Regions from separate parts of the Homo sapiens genome. Here region 1 is linked to region 2. A link is a loop called in an ENCODE intact Hi-C map of the cell type or tissue named here. Cell type or tissue: GM12878. All regions are shown on one strand. Links, peaks and the distances in the headings refer to the core of each region. The heading gives the core; the rest is flanking DNA. Region 1 has its middle 8.9 kb from the start of LINC02801. Region 2 overlaps LINC01140 (long intergenic non-protein coding RNA 1140).

Region 1 (11,416 bases), core at 1,381-9,380, 52 kb after region 2:
AAAAACACACTAATACAGTAATAAACCAAAAATTTTAATGAATTTAAGGTTTAAAATAAGCCTTCTTAAAGTTTGTTCCAAAATTTTTTGTAATGCCTGGGCATCCTGAGACTAAGGAATATAGCTTTCTCATATCATACCCCATAGGGATTCCAAAGGAACTTATTATTTAAAGATGTGTGTGTGTGTGTATGTGTGTGTGTGTGCGCACACGCATGCATTTGGCCAAAATTCTGTAAAGATGGACCAGTGGGTATGAGCACCACATTTATTGTATGTTGTGGTGCCTAATTCATTAGAAAAACTACAGGCATTTGGCAGATGACAAGAAAATGGGTAAGACCCACATTTTAAAATAGATTTTAAAAGCATTTTTGTTTATGTTAATGATAGGGCCTAAGAAGAAATACAAGAACTCCATCATTATAAATAAAGTTCTTCTGGAAGCAACGAGACAATGAAGGTGATGGCACTGTCTCTGAAATTCAGTAGCATATCAGATTTGGGTTTGCAGAATTAGATTTATAAAAACTCCAGATAGATTGAGGTACTTTAGTTCCAGCCTCTCTGTGCATCTTTGTTGTGCCAATCACTTTGGGAATAACAAAGTAGTTAAAGATAGGGTCCTTGTGCTCTAAGAGCTTGCCATTGAGTAGGGGCATAGAAGCCAAATTTTGTTATAATCTCAGAGTGGAATATTCTTAGGTTGTTAGCATATACTAACAGAATGGTCAAATAAAGCAACTCACTTACCATATTTCTTTACTTCCATCTGGTGAGAAACACAGGCATCTTGTTGATTTTCTGAAGCATCTCTCCTGTTGTCCTCTGCCTTGATAGAGTCCTGCTTTGTATATTTTTGCAATCACAGCATTGGATTGATTCAGGCCTAAGGAGGTAGGTGAGTGACCTTAGGCTCACATCTTGCCAGATCTAAGGTAAATTTAGGTTCCTTGTTTGGACACTTTATGGATTTGTTGAGCAGTCAAGGTGGGTTCTCCAAAAACCCACTGGTAGCCACTACTGCATTGGCTGGGAAAGCAAAACGGCAGTGGCCAGTGGACACTGTATGAACTCTTAGGCTTTTTAAAACAGGACATTGTGTTCCCTTGTCTAGAACTTAGGGTATTTGATTGGCACTCAGAGAATCCATTCATTCATATATTTAACAAATATTCACTGGGCATTCCCATGTGCCAGGTACCAAGGACAGATAATGACCAAAGCTCAGTTATATCCACAAGTAACTTTCAGCAGATGCAAGAGGCAGACATGTTGTGTAGTGAATATATATTGTTTTTGTTTATCTACTATCTTTTTTTTTTGGTAATAAGATTCTCTTTCCTATGGAGAACTTCTCTTTTTCAATTCCAAGTGGCTTTGGGAAGGGTGGCAATCATAGTAGTTCACCTCTACTCCCCATGACACTGTGGTGGGGGACAGGTTACAGACTTCATCTCCATACCTGCGGCCACAGTGATTAGCCCAGGAATAAACCTGCAAACTGAAGCAAGCTCAATGAGAGTAGTTCCCTGGGGTTTACTGTGTGGCTGCTGGGAGAAGGCAGCTCCATTTCCTTGGAGGCTGTTGTGATGATTAAACCCAGTATCCTCAAAGTCAGACTGTCCTCTAGCACTCTCTTCCCCCTTCTAGTTTCTGCTGCATAGAGGATAAGAAGCAGAACCACTAGGTAGAGAAAAAGTGAAAGAGAATGAGGAGAAACCAAGAGAGAATGTAAACCGGCCACATACTTTGAGTCCAGCTTTGCCCTGGCCATTGCAGATACCTGAGCCAATAGATTACCTACTTTTCTTAGCTTGAGTTGCTTCTCCATCACACATAATCAAAAGGGTCTTAACGAACACATAGTATAACTATCACTGATTGGAGTTAACATAGCTGCTGGGGGATCCAACCCTCATCTGGTCTCATGGAGGTAAGGGAGGACTCACTGAAAGCAGTGATATCTAAGCTGAGGCCAAGTAGCTTTCCAGGAAAACCAGAGCTGGAGGAGTGGGGAGTGTGAAAGTTGAAGAGTTCCAGGTAAAAGGAACATCTCATGCAAATACCTGGAAATAAGAGATAAAATGGTACATTTGTGGTATTACAGGGACTCTGGGATGCCTGGAATGGATTGTGCACAGTCTAGCTAAATGGCATTGAACAATCACTAAAACACTGCCTGTTCTAGGTCCTCATGGGGCAGAGATAGGTGAGAAAGATGGTCTCCACCCACAAGGAACCTATGATTTCCCTAGGAATATTGTACACAAATATCTACGAAGTTAAACAACAACATACATTTACCTAAGATGATATACCAGATCACTGACTGTAAAGTGGACAGGAGCTACGAGAATTCAAAGAAGACAACCATCACTGATGATTCCAGAGAGGAGCAAGCACTGGGCTGGCCTGAGTAAAGCGCAGGGTGTGTATGGATGTGGGGTCCAGTGCAGAGCAGAGCTGGTTTGGGGACCAGTGAGGACAGCAGCTAAAAGCTCAGCAGGGTTAAGTTGGGGAATAGTAGAAAATAAGCTTGGAATGGTAGCTGGTGGAGGGCTTGGGCATCAAGAGACTGTGGACTTTATGCTGAAGGCAATCAAAACTAGCTTTTGAAGATCAGGCAGGATGAGGTATTCAGTGGGTCAGGGTAGGGATGACATGACAGCAGCATGCAGAGTGACCTGGGCCAACTGTAGTCAGGAGGCCAGTGGCAACTTGCTTATGGCCTGTGCCAGGGCAGTAGCAGGGACAGTAAGAAAGGATGGAAGGGAGACCCTTATGAAGACAAAAGAAGGGATGGACTTGAGTTCTGGGATGTGGAAAAGAAAGGAGAAGGATGAGCAGGGCTGCGCACCTGTCAGACAGCATAGCCTCTTGCTATCCCATGGAGATGGGCTCTGCCACAATGATCCCTGCACGCCACGCGGGGTGCTCCACCACACTCAGTCTCTGGGGAAATATGCAGCTGCTCCCACAGTGGCGGCAGCAGCCTTGCCGAAGGACAGGGATGGATGACAGAAGTGATTATGCAGTGATGCATAACAATTGAATTGCTATAGGTTACACCTCCTGTGTCAATCTGCAGAACCGGTTTGACTGAATTCAGTGAAAAGAACACCTGAATTCAGGAAGACAACACATTTTCTGAAGTGTCAGCATGACACCAAGGACCCTGCCTAAACGTTTCAACTTTCTTCCTTTCTTTTTTTTTTAAAAACAAAACAAAAACAAACAAACAAAAAACAGCTCTATTGTTACCCAGACAAATAAGAATAGTTTGGTAGCATGCCAGGCTACCGAGGCCAGCTCACTTGCTATCTTAACATAGGTCAGTTAGCTCCCCATAGACTTCCCCCTGTGTGTCAGTACAATAAGTGTGCACTGAGGGCCTATAAGTGCCTGGCAAGTGCTAGTGCTGGGGCTACTGAAATGGATACAATAGGATTCCAGCCTCAGGGTGCTGAAATCATTGGGGGCAAGTGTGCCTCGTGGGGGCAGAAAGTCCTAATTTCAAATCCCAATTCTGCCATTTACTAGTTGCAGGACTTCAATCTTGTTGACCTTCAACTTCCTCACCTGTAAAATGGGGATGATAGTACCTCGGGTGAAAAGAGATATTTATGTGTGAAGTGCTTAGCATGGTGAGTGGCACGTGTGTCTTCAATAAAATGATGCCTATTTATCATACAATGTGGGCGATGGCGTTCCTGAGGTATGTGCATGATGCTATGGAAACACAGAGGGGGCACAGTTAGCCCAACTTTAAGGGGTTCTAGAAAGGCTACCTGGAGAAGATGACACCTGAGTGGAGTATTGGCGGTGGATAAGGATGGAAATAGGAGAGAGGAATTCCAGGCAGAGGACAAGCGGCGCCTCCTGACAGAGGCAAGTTGCCACCTGCTGATTAGTTAAGGCTGTGTGGCTAGCCCAGGGCCCACCCGCCACCTGGCTGGAACGGCAACTTCTGAGTTGTGCCTTGCTGAGTGTGAGTCTGACTTTCACCCTGGGTTCCAGGACCTGCAGAACAATAGCCGGTGACGCTGGTTATGTTTCATCCAATCGTTTACAATCAGCCAGGGAAGCAGCTCTGCGCTGCCCCAAACAGTAAACTAGCCTGTGTCTGTCATTGCACTCATCCCACTGGACTCCTGAGGTCAAGGGGAAGCATGCAGAAATTGTTTAGGGAATGTCCTCCAGTTGCCTGACCTAGGTTTAAAAACCGGAAATAAGGCAATTAGTAAAATGTCCTAGTGCTCACAGATCATGGCTTTCTCTAGGCCCAGAAAGCAACTCCCTTCTTTTATGTATGTCTTGCTATTAATGCTCTGTAGATGGTTTCTTCGGGACCACATTGTTATGCCCAAGTTCTAGATGGGACAATTAAAGACGGACAGTCGGGTTATTTTAGTTGCCTTTGGAAACAGAATTTACAGTGCTTGCTTGTCATTTTCAATTTTCCCCTAATAGAGCCGTTTCCTCCTTTCACCTTGGAGGAAGCAGCGCCTTGGTGGTGGAAGGAGCCTCTCACTGGGCTGGCTTTTGCAGGGGCCATGGCGTCCCTCTGGATGAAAGGCTCAGCGGAACTCTAAGTCATTATCGTGATCAAGGACGAAGGAATCGTTTCCGCGTGTAAATGCAGATGCTCTCTTGGTTTCTGTGATAGATGTGTTCCCAGTGCCAGTGCAGCAGTGTGTTGAATTCTTTTTAAAATCTGAAAGACCTGCAGGCTCTTCTCTCCTTTTCGTAAATCCATTTCCCCGTTGAGATGAAAAATGTAATACTTTTCAGCTTACTTTAGACTTTCTTCAAAAGTATTTCTGGAAAAGGATCCTTCATGTGGAGCATATGAAAACTGTCAGAGGATAGGAGAAAGCGAGGTTTTAAAAACACACTAATGGATAGCCATTATGCCGTGGGGAGTTCCCCCGGAGAGCAGAAAAATACGAGCTGGGGAAGTCGGGGGTGGGAGTGAGTGGGGAGCGGAGCACAGAGCCTATGGGTTAACAGACGAACACAATTTAGAGACAGAAAAAACTGGGTATGTACGTTAGTCCCCTTATCTGTGGTTTCGCTTTTCACAGTTTCGGTTACCCGTGGTCAACTGAGTCTGAAAATAGGTGAGTACAGTACAGTAAGATATTTTGAGAGAGAGAAGGAGGGGAGAGAGAGAGAAAGAGAGAGAGAGGCAGAGAGAGAGAGAGAATGAACATTCACATGACTTAACAGCATATTGTCATAATTGTTCTATTTTATTAGTTATTGTTGTTAATTTTTCACTGTGCCTAATTTAGAAATCAAAATTTATCATAGGTGTGTATGTATAGGCGGGAACATAGTCTGCATGGGGTTCAGTACTACTCTCAGTTTCAGGTATCCACTGGGGATCTTGAAGCGCAACCTCTGCAGATAAGAGGTGACTACTGTAATAAGATGGGAAAACATTAATGGCCAAGATAAAGAACGCTGTCAAGGTTTCCCTTTCAGAGCGCTAGAAAACATCAGTTTTGTAGTCTGACAGATGGAGTTCAGACGCTGACTTTTGCATTTGCTAGCCATGACATTGGACAAGTTAGGTTTTGTGTGACTCAGTTTCCTTGCCCAAAAAAATGGCCATAAAAATGACTTCTTCATAGGGTTTTGAGCTAATTAAACGAAGTAATGTATGTAGAGTGTCCATCTTATTCTCTGGTATACAGTAAATGTTCAGTAAGTGCTAGCTTTTGTTATTATCATTATGGTTATTCTCACTGACATGAGGAAATAGGTAGCATCATAGATAGCTTTCAAGGAGGTGGCCAGTCTCAATTCCCATCCAAGTAAATATGTGCATGCCTTTCATTTAGCTGACTGGCACCCTTCTCTCTGGCTGGCAGCGGATTAGCACACTGAATCCCATCCCTGAGATGTCCTGGCACACATCCTGGGCCCCTCTGTGAAGTGTTTGCCATGGCCTCGAGCCCCTCAGGTTGAGTGCACTTGTCTGCAAAGGGCTGTGTTCTACAGCAACGTGGGACCCACGAAGGAAGCCTTATGATTCATTTTTCATCTCATCATTACTCGCCTTGCCTGTATGCCAAGGCTGGGAAGCAATGGGCCAGAGGTTTGTGCTCTGAGCAATTCTGAATCATGTGGAGAATATGAAGGAAAATGAGAAGTTTAAAAATACTCCATAGGAAAGAAATGGTAAGTAACATGGTTTCTTTTAAACTTTCCCAATTCAACTTCTAGAAAAGGTGTCATAAACCTCTGCAGGGGTGACTAAGAGCTGGGACAAAGGCAAGTCTGTTACAGATGTCCCCGTAACTCCAGGAGCAAATCTCTTTCTTCCCCTCCTAAATAACTCCAGAACATTACATGGCATTAACAAGTTTCCCAGGACAGGAACTTCTAGTTTATTACTTGCTCACATTGTCATCAGAAATTAATTTTGTCCCTGAAAGACAAATTGGCTGGTAGCTTACGAAGTTAAATGGAAAGAACAAGTGCGCATCTGTTTCTTCTGCATTTTGTCTCCTTGGTGTCTTACATATAAATGAATCAGAGTGTTCAAACTTAAATTAAGATCTTTGGCTAGATAAACAGTTAAAACTGGTTCCCATAGCTACCTCTCACACATAGCTGTGATTGCATTATAATCCCCTAGTAATCAGCTCTAAATGAAAGAAAGATGATAAGGGTGCTCTTTTCAGTTTTCAGTACTGATTTTTATTAGCTCTCAATCAGTCCGGGACTACTCTGTCTTTCATCACATTGTGGTAGTGTTTGTAGAATCATTAGAGTAATAAAGTGTAAATCTTACTGAGGTGCATTTTTCTTGAGGTGTTTTATATAACGAAAACTCTGAAGATTACACTGGCTGGTACAAGGAAGATTTGTTTCTGCGACGAAAGTAAGAATGTAATGTATGCTATATTCATTTAATCTTTACCAGAGTCAAAACCTAATGAATTATCTGGCCTAGGTAAAGCAACTGCCGCAGAAAGCTCTTGGACTTAACGCGGCCAAGTATTGCCCTAATAGAGATTTGCATGTATTTGGCTATTTCCTAATTTGGCTTGTTATCCTTCTTCAACACACTTCCAGTGTAAAACCCTCACATCTACAAATGCATTACCCACAAAACCGCAAGCTTTGCTATTCCCAGTGTGATTTCTCTAGCAAACGAGTGTAATCCAATAAAACATCATGTCCCACCAACATTGAAGTATTTATTGTGGAATAAATTTCAGTTTAAAAAAGCGTGCTTGCCCCTCTTCCTTCTCATATATCATAGAGTGACCAGTCCTCTCAGCTTCCTTTGTGCTGGGGATCACTAAGTGGGGAAAAGTGGCAGCTGGAGATAACAGCTCTCTGATGCTCCGCTGCATTTGTTCTGGATTTTTCTAGGCCTGTCCAAGAGATGGTAGCATGGAAAGGAACTTGCAGTGACTTTTCCAAAATGTGGGATTTTTCACAGATTTTACAGGTGTGCTACACATTTGCAATGAACAGAATACTTAATCCTGACGTGCTTTTCCCTTCCCGTAGGCTTTATTATAGCTGGAATATGTGACAAGGCATCATACCTATAAAAATGCCTGCTTGTTTTAAATGTTGGATTTTATGCATTTTATATTTATATTAGGATGAGAGTGTCCCTATATTTTAGTGACAGACATTTACGCTCATCCACAGGGTAAGAAACAATATAATGTAGCAGTATGTAGTCTCTGCAAGAGTTTATAGAAATGTGGTGGTTTTATATTTAATTTTAAGTTACTATTTTTTAAAGAAAGATTTTGCCTGAGATAATTATTACAGTTCCCATGCTCACATGGTGATAATGCGCACCTTTGCAACAAGCAGAGTATCTGAAAGATTCAGGTAGTCAGAGAGTCAGTTGGTGGCACTGTGAAGATTTTTGCCAGGTATCTTTTTGGTTTATACCACTATATGTAAAAATATGTGTAGGATTTGACCTGCAGATAGAATTTTTAGAGAGCAAGAGGAAGAAATCACTTGATTTGGGTGGATCAAAATCATAAAGGAAATTTTGTTTTCAGTGTTCTTTTTTAACCCTTATATAGCCTTGAAAGAGACTTCATATGTTATTTACTATTATATCCAAAAATATAAAAGCCTGAATACATGCATTGGCTCTCTCTCTCTTTCTTAAAGAAAGCAAATAAAATATTTTGCTGATGATGGCGCTTTTTGTATGTGTTTGCATGTTGGTACTTAAATGCAATATGTCTGGAAGATGTTGCTATTTCACACTACACGCACAAGAAAGAGTAAATTGTAGGTCCTGATTATCAACAGATAACAAGACATACTGTATATAAATAAATGCTCAGCATCAAAACCCATTATTGGATTAGCTATATAATCATGTCTCAGGCTGTAAGTCTGTGCTGACAAATGAACACTTTTCATTTGGCTCAAGGTCCTCATCAGCAACGGAACTAATTTTACATTCTCACCCATTAAGTGAATAAGATGTGGAAAAAGCTGTCTGCTTTTTGAAGTGTAAATTTGCTGCTACAGGCTGTGCAGACCAAAGCGCTTTTGAAGCAGGCAAATGAGATCATCTCTAGGGACATGTGAACCTCACAAAGTTTAGGTCATTTCTGTTGAAGGGACGGGGCGTGCGTCTGTGTGTTCACCAATGTTCATACGATGTAGGTAGCTGTGTACCTTGGGCTGTGTGGGTGTTCTTGGACGCAGATGATGAATAGTTTGTATAAACCTGGGAGAGAATTTGGAGCACTGTCTTCATGTTCTCTAGAAACCAAGGACCCAGAGAATCTGTGTGAAGCCTGAGATGGAACAGTCAGGGGTTGGCTTGTTTGACAGTCAGGATCTCAGCCCTCTGAGAAGAATGACCAACCCTGAGAAGGAGCAACAATGGCTCTGCACCTCAGTTGTTCTTGGTGACTTTAATTCCTCTCTACACTCATGACTGCACATTTAAATCTCTAGAGCACACCTCTCCTTGGAGTTCCAGATCCTTATATGCAACTGTCTACTTGGTATAACTACTTGGCTGGTTCATACATATCTCAAACTTAACATTACCCAAATAAAACCATGGTAGTCTACCCCAAAACATGTCTCTATCCCCCAGTTGCTTTTCATCTCCTCAATTACATCAACATCTTCCTCCTTGCTCAAGCCAGAAACTGAAGTGTTATTTTTGCTTCACCCCTTTCTGTCACCAGTGAAATACAGTCTATCAGCAGTCATGCTGGTTTTAGCAACAAAATATCTCCTGGGACACCTAGCCCAGGCCCACATCAACTCTCACCTAGGCAGCAGTGACCCTAGTCTCCCAGATCTTGCCTCTGCACCTCCACTCCAATCACCCCTTCTTCCCATTCATACTTAGCAGAGACTAATCTTAAAATGTGGGTTTTATGGGTTGACTTGTGTCCCCACCCCAAAATTATACGAAGTTGTAACCCCAGTACCTTAGAATGTGACCATATTTGGAAATAGGGTCATTGCAGATATAGTTAGTTAAGATGAAGTCATGCGGAATTTGGGCTCCTACCCAATATGACTGTTGTCCTTATAAAAAGAATGCCACTTGGAGAGAAAGAGCCTTGTACAGAGAAAAGATGTTGAGAAGGCACAGTTAAGCACCGTCTACAAGTAGTGCCAAAGATTGCCAGCCAACCACCGAAAGCTAGGAGAGGGACCTGCAACTGATCTTCCCTCAGAGCCTACAGGAGGAAATGACACAGCCAACACCTGGCTCTTGGACTTCTAGCCTCCAGAACGATGAGACAGTAAATTTCTGCTGTTTAAGTCACTCAGCCTGTGGTACTTTGTTATGGCCGCCCTAGCTAACTAATACAGTTGGAATCATGTCCCTTCACATCTTAAAGGCCCTGATGGCTTCTTGTTTCATTCAGATTCAAATTCAAATGCCTCCCATCATGACCTATAAAACTCTTCATGATCTGGTTAGTAAATTTCTGCTGTTTAAGTCACTCAGCCTGTGGTACTTTGTTATGGCCGCCCTAGCTAACTAATACAGTTGGAATCATGTCCCTTCACATCTTAAAGGCCCTGATGGCTTCTTGTTTCATTCAGATTCAAATTCAAATGCCTGCCATCATGACCTATAAAACTCTTCATGATCTGGTTCTGGCTGGCTTCTCCAGTTTCATCTCCCACTCATGCTTCTTTCCTCATCTTCAGCCACACTGGCAACTCTCTGTTCCTCAGTCACACTGCACTCTCCCTTTCCCAGCCCCTGCACACGCTGTGTCCTCTACTTGCAGTGCCCACCTCCTCCCTCACTCCCTTTGCGTGGCTAACACCTTATCCTTAGGGTCTTCATTTACACATCACCCTTCCCCATTCCTGCTGTTATGCTCTGCCTTGGCCTGATTTTTTTCTTATAATTATCATGATATGTGTTTCCTTTATATTCTCGTGTACTTTCTTCCTTTGATCTAGTCTCTGAGGTCCACAAGACACATCATTCTGGTTCATCAGTGTATCTCTTGTGCCTAATACAGTGCCTGGCACACACCGGATGTTCAGTAAACATGTGTTCAGGGGGTGAATGCATGGAAGGTGTCTAGGAAGCCCCCTTCCTCAAGTCTCATGGCTGCTGAATTTATTGTCACATAAGCCTTTATCTTTTTGGTTACTATTTGGAAAAAGATGAATTTTACATGGGAAGCATCCTTTGATTTCTCCTTAGGTTGGAAATGTCTGGATCACTTCACATCCTTAAGGTTTTATGTCTAGTATTGGAGGACTTAACCAAGAATCTAGGTGTAGTGATACCACAGGAAGAATGGGTGGAGTCAGGTCTTTGCCCATTAATCGCACCAAGATATTTGTGAAACTTCTCACATAAAAAATGTGGCCTCTTGGCAGGCCAAAGAGTACATTGCTGTATAGAAATACTCCCTGGACTCAGCTTTTGCCAAGTTGAAAAATAGGAAGTTGTGTGGGTGAGTGTGGGGGAGACTGCTAGCTGTCCACTAAAATCTGTTCTTTCTTCCTGGGCACACGATGAAATGATATATCCCAGCCCCCCTAGCAGTTAAGTGTGGTCACATGACTGAGTTCTCTCCAGTGGTTTGTGGGCAGAGGTGCTGGGTACTATTTTCAGGCCCAGCCCACTGAAAACCTCCCACACGCACTGCCCGTGATCTTTTCTCTCCAGTTGGTGGGGCTCTCAATGCCTAGGGCAACCTTAGAAACCATGGTTGAAAATGGAAAACCACCATCAGCCTGGGTGTCTGAAGACGATATGGAGAAAACCCTCCCTTCAGCCCTGAACTGACCAGGTGATCCTGCTGAGCACTTTATATTAAGCCACTGCAATTTCAGGGTCTATCTCTAAGTGCAGGTTAGTCAATCCTAACAGCATCATGACCTCTTCTTGAGGAAGATCACACTCATGAAA
Region 2 (11,416 bases), core at 1,080-9,079:
TACAGATGAAAAAACTGAAGCTTAGAAAGTTGTCATAAGCTAGAGGAATATTTGAAAATGGACCAATTCTGATTCAAAAGTCCCTTTCAGCCCCGAGACATAGAAATCTTAACTTGTAAGTGATTGTTGAGTTTTCCGATACTCAATGTACACATTAGAGGCTTTAACAAGCTGTATATTTGGGAATTCAGTACTAAAGGAAGCCTTCCTAGAGTCAATGAGAGGAACTTCCAAGGAAGAGAGGAAAGCAGCACAGGAAACAAGAAGGAGATGCTCCCAGCATTTGGGGGTATCTTGGGTGGGAGCTTGGAAGTAACATGAAGGAGAATTGTGGGGCCACACAAAGCTAGACTTGGCTGGAATGAAGGAGGGCTGCAAGAAATGCTGTAGGGCCAGTGGTAGTATTGGGGAGGTTTGGGAAAGCAGAGGAGATAAGGACAGAAAGAATGTTTCCCTAGGTTGAAAACTTTGTCTTGTTTATCAACATACCCAAGGGACACTTGCGCAAGTAATTGACAAGAGGTTTCTGTGCTGGTTTCGGTTGCTTTGGGAAAATGGAAGGGAAGTGTTTAATTACAAGTTCAGGTGGTAGAGGATGAGGCCTTCAAAGCCTCCCACATGGGAGCAGGATAATTCTTCCTCTTCCTCCTCATCCTCCTTCTCCTTCTTCTTCTCCTTCTCCTCCTTCTTCCTCTTCCTTTTCTTCTTCCTCTTCTTCTTAGAGACAAGATCTTGCTTGGTCACCCAGGCTAGAGTGTGGTGACCCACTCATAGCTCACTGCAACACTGAACTCCTGGGCTCAAGCAATCCTTCCACCTCAGCCTCCCTAATAGCTGAGACTACAGGCACATGCCACCACACCTGGCTAATTAAAAAAAATTTTTTTTTTTGTAGAGATAGGGTCTTGCTCTGTTGCCCAGGCTAGTTTCAAACTACTGGCCTCAAGCGATCTTCCTGCCACTGCCTCCCAAAGTGCTAGAATTACAAGCATGAGCCACTGGGTCCAGCCCAGAATTTGTATAATCTACTTGCACAACCAGCCTTTCAGATTCACCTGAAGCCTTTATATCTTCAACAAGACCACTCTTTAGTTTGGCCCCATTCACCTGCTAGAGTTGGCGGGGGTGGGGTTGGGGGTGGGGGGGAGGTGGGGGAGGAAGAATGCAGACATAAAAGAGTTTCCTATTTCCTCTTAGACAGTGACTATATCATGGGCATCATCTAGTAATGGAGAGAGGAAAAAGAGGAAGAAATAGGAGAGAGAGAGAGAGAAGGTTTGAGGGGAAGGGGAAGGTACATAGCACTTGGTAGCTCCAGTTCCTTTGAGCTAGATGCTCCCCTGGCTGATGCTGCTTCGAAAGCCATGTTGATGTCGCTCAAGTCTGTATGTGATTTCTTTCCTCATTTTCTTCCTTTGCCAAAAAAACAACTATGGCTCTTATTCCAAGTATAGTCAATGAGCAGTTACCAAGAGGGTCCTAGAAAGCATGTTTCTGAAGAATGTCATCTCGGCAACGTTGTTCCATCTGCACCAGTCAGGGAGGAATGGAGGCAGAATGCCTCCAACACACACTTTAGATCTGGAGATATTCTAAGGTGTAAGGGAAGGATGGTCTCTTCTGGAGAACTTTGGTTTAATCCCTGAATACCTTCCCCCAGGAGTACAACATGGATATTTCCTCAGACTGCCAGAGCATTTTAGAGTGTTATTTGACCAGTATATAAGAGATATTTGCTGTAATAAAAGTTACACTGGGCTTGGAATCTGAAGACTTTGGTCTGCGATCTGGCCATTTTTACTTCCTAGCTACGGGTAAGTTGCCTTCTTCACAGCCTGGTAATGAAGAGCAAATGAGAAAAATGATGACAACACTTTGTAAACTGTAAAGTGGTGCAAATATTACTTGTTATTGTTACCTAGCAATACTCGGGGATTTTCCTTGTTTGGTTCCAGTTTAAGTAACCAGGGCCTGTGTTAGGCTTGGAAGCTTCAATTACAACTGAAGGGTGAAATTAGGTGATAAAGGCTTTAATATAGGTTTTGTGTTGAGGACCTAAGACAACACTAAGAGTGAACCCTGTATGAGTCCACAATCCTGAACAGTTGCTTTGGGTGGTAGCTAGCCGTTCCTTCTCACCAGGGATTGGTCATGTATTTAATGGCAGACTCTCCCTTCCCCTACCTTCCCTGCTTCCCCACGTTTTCCCCTGGGTGTCCTAAAGGCTTGGCACCCTTAACAGTGCCTTCTCCTCCCATGGGCTCAGCCACAGGTATTTCTTAGGAGTCTCACCTCCTCGGGTGACTTTTCCAGCCTGTCTTCCTGGCTCATCCCACTGCCTTGTCTGGGCTCAACGGCTGATGCTTTGCTCCATTTCAGTTCCCACTTTCCTTCTCCTCCCTTGACTTGATACTTCCTACTCCCCCTTGCTTCCCAGGGTCCCTTCCCCTCCCATGTTGATCACTTGAGAGGAGAGGTAGGTGACTGGGTTTCACAGCCCCACCTTGGGGCAGGTTGGAGGTCCTTCTGTTGGAGGATGTATTTGGAAGTGTTCTGACCAAGGGGTCTTCTCACGCTCCTCAGCATTTCCTAAAGTGCACTTTCTGATGGCGTGGGCACTCCACTTTCACTGTGGCTGCTGTTCTACTGTTGAGACACTTCCCTATTTCACCGGACAGTCTCTTTGAAGCTTCCACAGTTGCCCATTACATTTTGCTAGGAACAGGGAGTCACTTCTCTCTGGCTGGGAGGAGACCTCTGAGTCTAGTCAGGCTCCAGGGTCCCTGGATGACTGGCTTTTGCCTCAGTGGCCTTACTCTTCCTATGGCACACTCACTGTCCGCCTCTACTAACCTACACCACCTTCTTAGACTGCTGTTTGCATCTTCCCAAGACAGAGTTTTCCCTGTGACCACTTGTGCCTACGGATGAGTCTTAAGCCTCCAAGTCTTCCCAAGAAACTGACCTTAACTCAAGGATCACTTTGTTACACACCAGGCTACTTCAATCCTCTGGCCTTGTTTCCATTCTTGATCCCTTTGATCTCTGCTGAGCCTTGAGGCTTATGATCCTGTTTCAGGGCTTCAGTGATTCCCCTTGCTCCCAGCTCTGGGGACTGGTCTGCTTATCCTGTCTCCAGTCCCCATGGTTGGAGCTGCGAAGCAAGAGCTTCTGGGCAAGATGCCACTAGAAAGCCTGTCTCCCTAAGAACAACAGACCGCTTTTCTCTCTAGTTGTTCTGAAACTTACCCCTTCTCTCTCGCAGCTGTGTGAAAAGAAGCCAAATGCCCATTCTTAATGTGTGACAACTGAGGCTCACATGCAAACTGCTGTTATCTCAGCAGGAGAGCAATTTGCAATCATTTAAAATCCTTTCACTCTTCCCTTCTCCTCAGTGTATGGTTATACACACACCAGTCCATATTTATTAGTGCAGATGGTGAGAAACTCGTCATTGAAAGGGCTTAGAGCACAGAGGAAAATGGATTTTTGGCCTCACTCTGGCCTTATAAACAAGAAAGCTTAAATGATTTTAGGTTCCTGATTCTTGCCTCAAAAGAGCACAGTTTGCTTCTCTCCAAACACAAGAGGTTGTAAATTGGTAATTCATCTCAACCAAAGGCCACATGATGAGCAATTGTAGAAGTATTTTTTTTCTTGTTGTGCAAAGGAGGAACCAGACATCTGAGTATAGGTTCCAGCTGGAATTTGCCTTTCACCATTTGTAGCCTAAAGGCACTGTCTTGGCCAGCCCTGGGCTTCGTGCAGCTTCTGCCTCTTCACCTGCATCACTAACAGGGCGATCGCTATCACAAGGGTAGAAATCAGCTCAGCATTTCCATGTGACTTCTTTTTTTTTTCCCAGCTAAAAAATAAATCTGTTCTAATAAAAACATTTATACTATATTCTTTATTGTCAGCTAATCCTGCCCAAACTCATTAAATGGCAGTGTGTGGGTTATTTGCTGTCAGTGAAATTATCAAAGGCATTTTTCAGCTGGGGCACCAGGAAAACATATGCTTCAATGCCAACTAAAACAATAATGAGGAAATGTTATGATCAGTCTTGACCAGATGACCCTGCCCATTTTAGATTAGTTCTTAATTTCAGCACAAGGGTCATCCTGTGAATTCTTACAATAAGTCACTGCTCACCACTCACATGAAAAAGATGTGACTTATTAGAAAACTCACTGTACTCATTGCAGTTAATGAGATGTGGAAAGCTTTGTAATTTGATTTGCTGGGCCATATGCTGTAAAGGGATACTGCTGATTTCATTCCTCCGTATTTAATTTAAGCTGTATGCAATACCTTCTTCATATGGCTACTTATATAATAAAAATTAACTTGGGGTATAAAAAATACACCATTGTGGGGTTTATGACTTGGTGTGGTTCAGTTTCAAGTGTTTTGCATGGAAACATCTGTAAGTAATGTGTGCGGGTCTAATTTTAAATCCCGCCAAATATTTTCCATTTAACATTTGGTTTAACTGACAGGCTTGCAGAGGTGGTTTTCAGAATTGTCGGTAACAGATATGTACAGTATTCCCAAGGCCGTAGCCTTTTTTTTTTTTAAAGGAAGATAGTAATTCAAACTTGTTTTTTTTTAAATTTTTTTAATGTTTACATTTCAGTAGATACAAATAGCAGTTCAGAATATGGCTACTCCTGTCCCTTGAAGACCCAGCTGCAGTTAAATCTATTACCCCCTAAAAAGAGTTACCTTGGTTTTGACTTTTGCTTCAACATCTGCGAGCTAGGACACCTGAGGCTGACTGGGAAGGTTGACCGTGGGAACGGGACCCTTCAGGACAGGGTCCTGCCTCCACAGTGGAGAGAGACAGGGAGGGAGAGAAGAGGGTAGGACTGAGAAGGGGGGCAATGTCCAGGGAGGTCTGAGCCTCCAGAGAGGCTCCGAGAATCCACATTCGGACTATTTTCCTACCGTTTAAAAATAAGTCTCACCTAACTCTTAGGAGAGGCCCAGGCCCCCTGAACTATCCCGATCTGCTCAGAAGCTGAGCTGTAAAACCATAAAACAGAACCTCTCCTTTCTCTACTGGGTAGGATTGCCAGATAAAATAGAAGGCCCCGAGTTAAATGTGAATTTCAGATAGACCACAAATATGTTTTAGTACAAACATATCCCTTGCAATATTTGGGACATACTTATACTAAAAATGTATTTGTGGTTTATCTGAATTCAATCTTAACTGGGCATCTTGTATTTTTACTTGCTAAATCCGGCGACTCTACCGCCGGGGTCGGACGTTGTTTGCTGACTGCATTCTATTCGTGGCCGCGGAGGCCTTATTTCAGGTTGTTTGATTCCGGTGGCTGACAATATGAAACAGCTTGAACAGGCAGGCCGGTGGGCAGAAGCCATAAATAGCCACCTCGGGGGGGCCCCCCTGGTCGCTGGGAGCGCCACGCTGCTCTGTTAATAAACATGCGCTCGCTGGAGTCCTCATCCTGGGGCTCGCGGAAGCGCTGACTCAGCACCGGGGCAGGGAGGATGCGGGGACCCCCAGAAACATAATTAAACTGTTTCCATGACTGACTTGAAAATAAAATTGTGTGTGGGAAGAGAAACTTGAGGGGGAAGTTAAACAACAAATGGAGAGGTGTGGAGTGAAACCTCAGGGAAACTGTTGGTTTTGCTTCAAGGGAATTGAATTGTGAAACTTGCAGTTGTGAAATTTCACTCGGTTGATTCTTGTGAGAACCGAAGTTTGTTTTAATTGTCAATTAAAGCGAATGGTGCTTGGGTCCCTGGGATCCAGGGAACCTCAGGGCGGTGCTCGCCTCTGCCCGGCAGCGAGAGAGGGACCCGGTGCGGGCCCGATGACAGGGTCGACCGCTGGGGGTCAGGATAAGCTTGCAGAGTGGCCCCGCCGCCGTCCTGAACTTTCTCGGGAGGGGAAGGCGGCTGTGTACAGAACAGCACGCCCTGGGAAGCAAAGGCCTGTCGGAGAAGTTGATGAAAGATGCACCTTAGGTGTCCCCGAGCAGGGCCGCCGGCCTCCCCAGAGGTTTCCTTGGCAGCCCTTATTTGTAAGGCAAATCCAGGCCCGCGCACACGTTGCTCGAATGTCAGGTACTAAATTGCCTTTATGAGAGTCGAGCAGGCTTGCCGATGACAACACTCTGATAACAAAAGAAGTGTGGCCTCGTTGAAGATTTTATGTAAAAGGAAATGATTCATTTGAATTCAGAAGGAGCCTTAAAACAGGGCAGAGACAGCCAAACCCTAGATTTTCTGCCTTATGACTTGTTTCTTAAACTTGTTAAAGAAAAAAGGGGAGAAAACTTAAACAAGAAAAGCTACCCCAAATCGCCAGCCAAGGTTTAGATTTTCGTGGGTTGCTATTTTCTTCAGATCAAGGTTGCCTTCTTGTTAACCCGAGACTGCAGCCGCAGAAAATTAGATTCCCCCCACTCAGGGATTAACCACATAGAACAGTTAGGGAATGTGGAGGTCTGGAGAGACTTGAGATCAACGAGTTCGAAACGTTTGAAAGAAAAAAATCTTCAGTGGTTTGAGAGCTTCACTAAGATACTTTAAAAAAAAATCAAAATTGCTCTTATTTAAGAGCTTTGGAGATCCAAATATAAGTCCCTTTTCTTTTGCCAAGAAGGCCCTTATTCATTTTGTGTGTCTTTAATGCTCAAAAGAGATGCTGGGATTCCTAGTCAATTCCTAAACAGGAGTCTGACAACCAACTATATGATTTTTTTTGCAAAGACCTTTTTTTTTCCTTAAAGCTTCAAATTTCTGTTCCTTTTGATGATGATATGTTGAAGAAGGAATCAGTGCCTTTCTCAGTAAGTGAATGACAGAAAGCCCTTACATCTTTTGAGTGGGCCAGCGTTTGGGTGGCAGGGCTGCTTGGATGGGGAGCGATGTGACAGGGCTCTTGGACAAACTGCTCCTTGGCTTAGGGATGGTTTATTTTGAACATTCATTCATTCACTTATTCAACCAGTGTTTATTAAACATTCACGGCCTCTGTGCAGGGCTAGGTGTGAGGGCTACAGTGTCTAATAACACAGAGTCGTGGTCTTACCCTCCAGGAGTCTGCAGTCTGCTGGGGAAGCCAACAACATGAGAAGGTTATTCTGCTCTACTGGAAAAGGCACTGATCTTGTCCTCTCTTTTTCTTCCAGAAGCAAGAAAAAAACCCAGATTGGTCAACACAGTTTTATAAACAAGTGGTACTTTAGCAACAGCAACCAAAGTCCTATTTAATTAGCCAGTGGAAGGTATCCATCTGTGATGGCCAACTGTTTCCTTTTTCCAAGGGGCTCATCTTCTCCTTTGGTGACCCAAAATGCCTTTTACTTTGAGCCACACCCTCTGCCTGAAATCCTGCAGGATAAAATGGGGATGGAGGTAGAAAGCAAGTGGATCACTTGGTACTGTCTGACTTGATAACCAGCTGTTGAATGGCCTGCCATGGCTTCACTACAAGAATGGGGAAACTGTTCTTTTACGTCTGGAAGAAGGAGAAGCCAGAAGTTTATTTAATCTTTTCTAGGCAACTTATTTTATTGCATTTTTAATTTCCTCTCTTGCATTAACATGACCCTTTTCACTGGCTTCCCACGCCTGGTACTTAATTACTTATCATTAGCAATGTACACGGGGGCCTTGCTGCATATTTATAAATGTGATCATTAGTACATGGAAAGACAAAGGCTTCTTTAAGACTGTCATTAGTTATTCTGTTTTCATGGAAATGTTCATTAGGAGAAACTACCCACCTGGTTAAATAATTATAATTAAGAATTGGTAATCTCCTTTGCATTTTTAACTTGATCTTCCGTCTGTTTGTGTGAAGCTAAACAAGCCTTATTTGGCAAGTATTCTATCTTTCATTTTCACAAGAATTGTCAACAAATACGTACTCTTTGTTTTTAACCTATAGGTGCTGACTGATTTGCAGCATGATAAATATAATTTTTGTAATTCAGCAGTTAATCTCCAAACACGTTAACCAGCTGTGGAATGGTGAGTCAGTGAATGGAGTTAAAGGATCTCTGGTTGATTTTATTTTCTGGACTTCAGTCAGTGGTGCAAATTGGACTCCAGTCTCCCAGTCAAACTTTGCAAAGGGTCCCCTTTAACTCTTCAACCACAGAGACACCACGCTGGGTGGCCACTGGCCACTGCTCCTTTGGGTGTGCCAGGCAAGACAGGTGGCAGTTGGATGGCCCGAGTCTTTGTGTGTCAGCATCTGAGTCTTTATGTGTTTGTGACTAGGGGTAACCACAGCAGTGTCATAGCTGTGGCCCTGCCAATGGCTAGTCAAATAGAGTCCACAAGCACTGTTTGAATTGCTAGCAAATGGTCATGCGGCTCGTACGTGGTTACGTGTCAGCTGAGCTGAAACAAACGAGGTGACAGAAACACAATAAGGGAAGCTCGGTTATGCTGCCGCCCACTCCCCTCTGCCCAGACTGGTTCAAGCCGCCACCCTGGACTGATGAGAATATGCCAGGGATAAACCACAACTGTGGGAAATGCTGGGTGGGGGCATAAATATCATCTGTAAACAATTAGGCAGCCACTGCTCATTCAGTGCCGTTTTGAGAAGCTAAGGAAGTCCGCAATCAGTTATATCTCCAATTACCATAAAAATATATTAGCCATTCATTCATTTATTAATGATTCATCAGTTAACCACACATAATGAGCAAATAATTAGCAGTGCTGTACGGTTGCCAAAATTGAAGAAGTGTTGGCATTTTAAAGATGAAAGGTTGAATTTATGCAGAAGTCTGGTGATGATAAAGTTAATATGGAAGATAATTATAAAAGTGGCTGTCCTCTATTACAGGCTGAGGTACCACAAAACTTGCCTAATTGAACTGAAATTAATATTCTTCCAAAGTCTGTGTGTTGCCACACACAAACTGCTGAATTTCTCTTGAAGATCTCCCTTCAGTAAGGTGCACCGCACAATACAAGTTAATAAAATGCCAGACAGCTAGACTGTGTTCTTTGTTTGCTTGGTTCAGGGCCTCGTGGAAAACAATAAATTGCATTCATGTCAGCTGAGGCCCATCCCTTTGCTAATTACCGTTTGGTGCTGAAATGACTTCTGTGAAATTGGGAGCATGAGGAAACATACAGCCATACAAGGGAGGCTTTTCAGAGTTTTGCAGTAAATGTGAGATAGGCCTCAGGCACACAGATGTTAAAACAGCGAATTCCCCCACAGATTACACTAATGGAAACCCTGTCAGGGTAAGTCAAATCCGGGTCTGTGGTCAAAATCTAATTAAGGTTTCTGTACTTAAAAAGAATATGAATGCCTGGGGGTGGCGATGAATGTATAAGAAACTCACTTGTTTGTAAAATTGTTAGCATGAATAGTAAGTACCGTGGGGCTGTTACCTGCAATGTAACACCTGTTTTCTGAGGCTTTGCTGAATGTCTCAGGATGGGTTATTTCAGAGGTCAGCAAACTAGGCTCAGGCCATGGCAGCCTCCCATCTTTGGGGCCTGGGGCACGGCATGGTTTGAGGTCACAGATGCAAATGGATCCCTTAGAAGTTGCCCTGGAATCCCAAAGGATGCTTTACTTTGCCACATGAAAACCACCCCAGATGATCCTGCCCAACTGCCTGGCGCCACTGAGGAAATCGTTCTTGCCGAGGGTGTTGGACTGGCCAAATCTCCCCTACTGGGGAAACAAAGGGTTGTCTGCTCCCGGCTCGCCCTCCAGCCTGTCGGGACTGCCTCCTGGAACAGCTGCAGCGTGCAGGCGCAGCCCTGCTTCTAATAGAGGAAATGAATTTATAATGCTGCAGTCTCTTCATTTTCACCCAGCACAAATTTCCCCTTAAATACTTAAAAACAACACCCAGAGCTGGATATACCTTAAATTTCCAATAAATGAAACCTTAATCCAGTCTGTTGCTGAGTCTGAGCTGTTATTAAAGAAATAAATTTGAAACAGCAAGTGGTTTGAGAATTTTTGAATTTAATTATTTAAATCTACTTAGGGCAACTGTCACGCGCTATTTCAGTTTCCCATGGAGAACATGAATTCTGGGAAAGGTATCCCACGCAGGGCCCTGGAAATATTAACTTTCATGTACAACTGTGGGCTCAGCCATAGACAGACTGTGCCACCCTCCTCCCCGGAAGAGCAGAAGAAAGAAACTCAGATTTCTTTTTCTGTATGATCCAGCCAAGGGATACAGGATATATTTTTCAAAGAACGAGGGAAGCCAAGTCCTCTTCTTTCAAGTTCTGTGGGCCTCTTCAGATGCACTGTTTACATGGAGTTCGTTTGAAGCTCTTTGGAGAGCGACAGTTCATACAGTCATTCACTGAGCAACGTTAGGGAGCAAAAGGTAAAGAGAAAGTGTAACCTGTATGATTTAAGTGGCCGACAGCTAATTTAGGGTGTGCTCTGGCCTCGTGAGTGTCTGGAGCCTGATTTTTGACATTTGTGAAAATGGACCATCTGCTGTGACTGTCCCAAGGGTGATAGCACCAGGCTTGGGCTGGAGCACCTGAGACTTTTGGTGCCACTTCAGTCTTCAGGCTTGGAGAGAGTCTGCTTTCATGATTAGAGACAGATGACACCCTGGCCTTAGTTCTGAGAGCGCAGGATACCTTCCAGATATTAGCAATTGAGATTTTTAATGGCATCCACATTGGGATGTGGGCGGGGTAGAAGGTGAACAATTTAGGCACACACTCGTAAGTGTCTCCTTCTCCAGTTCACCGGGACTTTGCTATGGCACAAGATGGCTTTGTTTTGGACCCTGTACAAGTTGGTTAAATTACCAGATACCTGTGAAGCATCTCACTAGAGCATGATCTCACCAACACAGTGAGACCCCAAGACCTGAGTCAGAGAGATGCTCAATATCCAATTTGTTTCTCTTTTGTGCTAGCCATTTGATAGTAGTTGGGACCTCAGAGCCGCCAAGTGGAACTTTCCCACACCCAACCCAGACTACCAAGAGGATATTGACTTGGAGTGATTTCTAGATCCAGAGTTCTATTTTTCCTTCCAACATAAAAATCTTCATAGAAGCCAAAAATCTTTAAGAAAAGAGCAGCTCTTAGTGTGGGGCCCGTCTCAGCCTCTACCTTGTACCCAGTAAATGCAAAGGGCTGTGGAAATTGCACACAATTCACAGTGTTCAGAGGATGAGTGAATGTTTTACCATCTCAAAGAGGAGATTATGGGGTTCCACAGGAAATAAGGTCCAGTGGCTAGCAATGCCTCAGAAGTCAAGAGTTTTGGGGTTTATGTTTTTTAATAATGGTAGCAAAGACTTATAGGTAATGCTGGGTATTTAATTTAAAAAATCTATAAATATTTATGGAATAAAACTTCTTTCCAGGTGCAGTTTTGGGCTCTAAGACTTCAGAGAGAAAAAGTCAT

The links. Peaks named below come from ENCODE experiments on the same cell type or tissue, not always from the same donor. Only the 100,000 strongest peaks of a DNase experiment are listed, where the experiment ranks them.
Region 1: it touches region 2 in a loop (2.8-fold over the local background); 4 of 110 quality-filtered maps call a loop at or near these places.

What each region holds. Positions count from the first base shown.
Region 1 is chr1:87,198,056-87,209,471 of GRCh38, forward strand. No RefSeq gene overlaps it. Among named protein-coding and RNA genes, the nearest start is that of LINC02801, 8.9 kb to the right of the region's middle. RefSeq lists enhancers at 2,445-2,946, 2,947-3,446, 4,848-4,897 and a silencer at 5,118-5,177. In GM12878, for the core only: no CTCF peak of the experiment used is centred there; a DNase peak (open chromatin) is centred at 5,046; H3K27me3 peaks cover 349 bases.
Region 2 is chr1:87,146,210-87,157,625 of GRCh38, forward strand. All of the region lies in intron 2 of LINC01140 (long intergenic non-protein coding RNA 1140), which reads left to right. Among named protein-coding and RNA genes, the nearest start is that of LINC01140, 22 kb to the left of the region's middle. RefSeq lists enhancers at 669-1,168, 2,504-3,168, 4,966-5,564, 5,565-6,163. In GM12878, for the core only: a CTCF peak has its summit at 5,857; DNase peaks (open chromatin) are centred at 5,592 and 6,112; H3K4me3 peaks cover 1,402 bases; H3K27ac peaks cover 453 bases.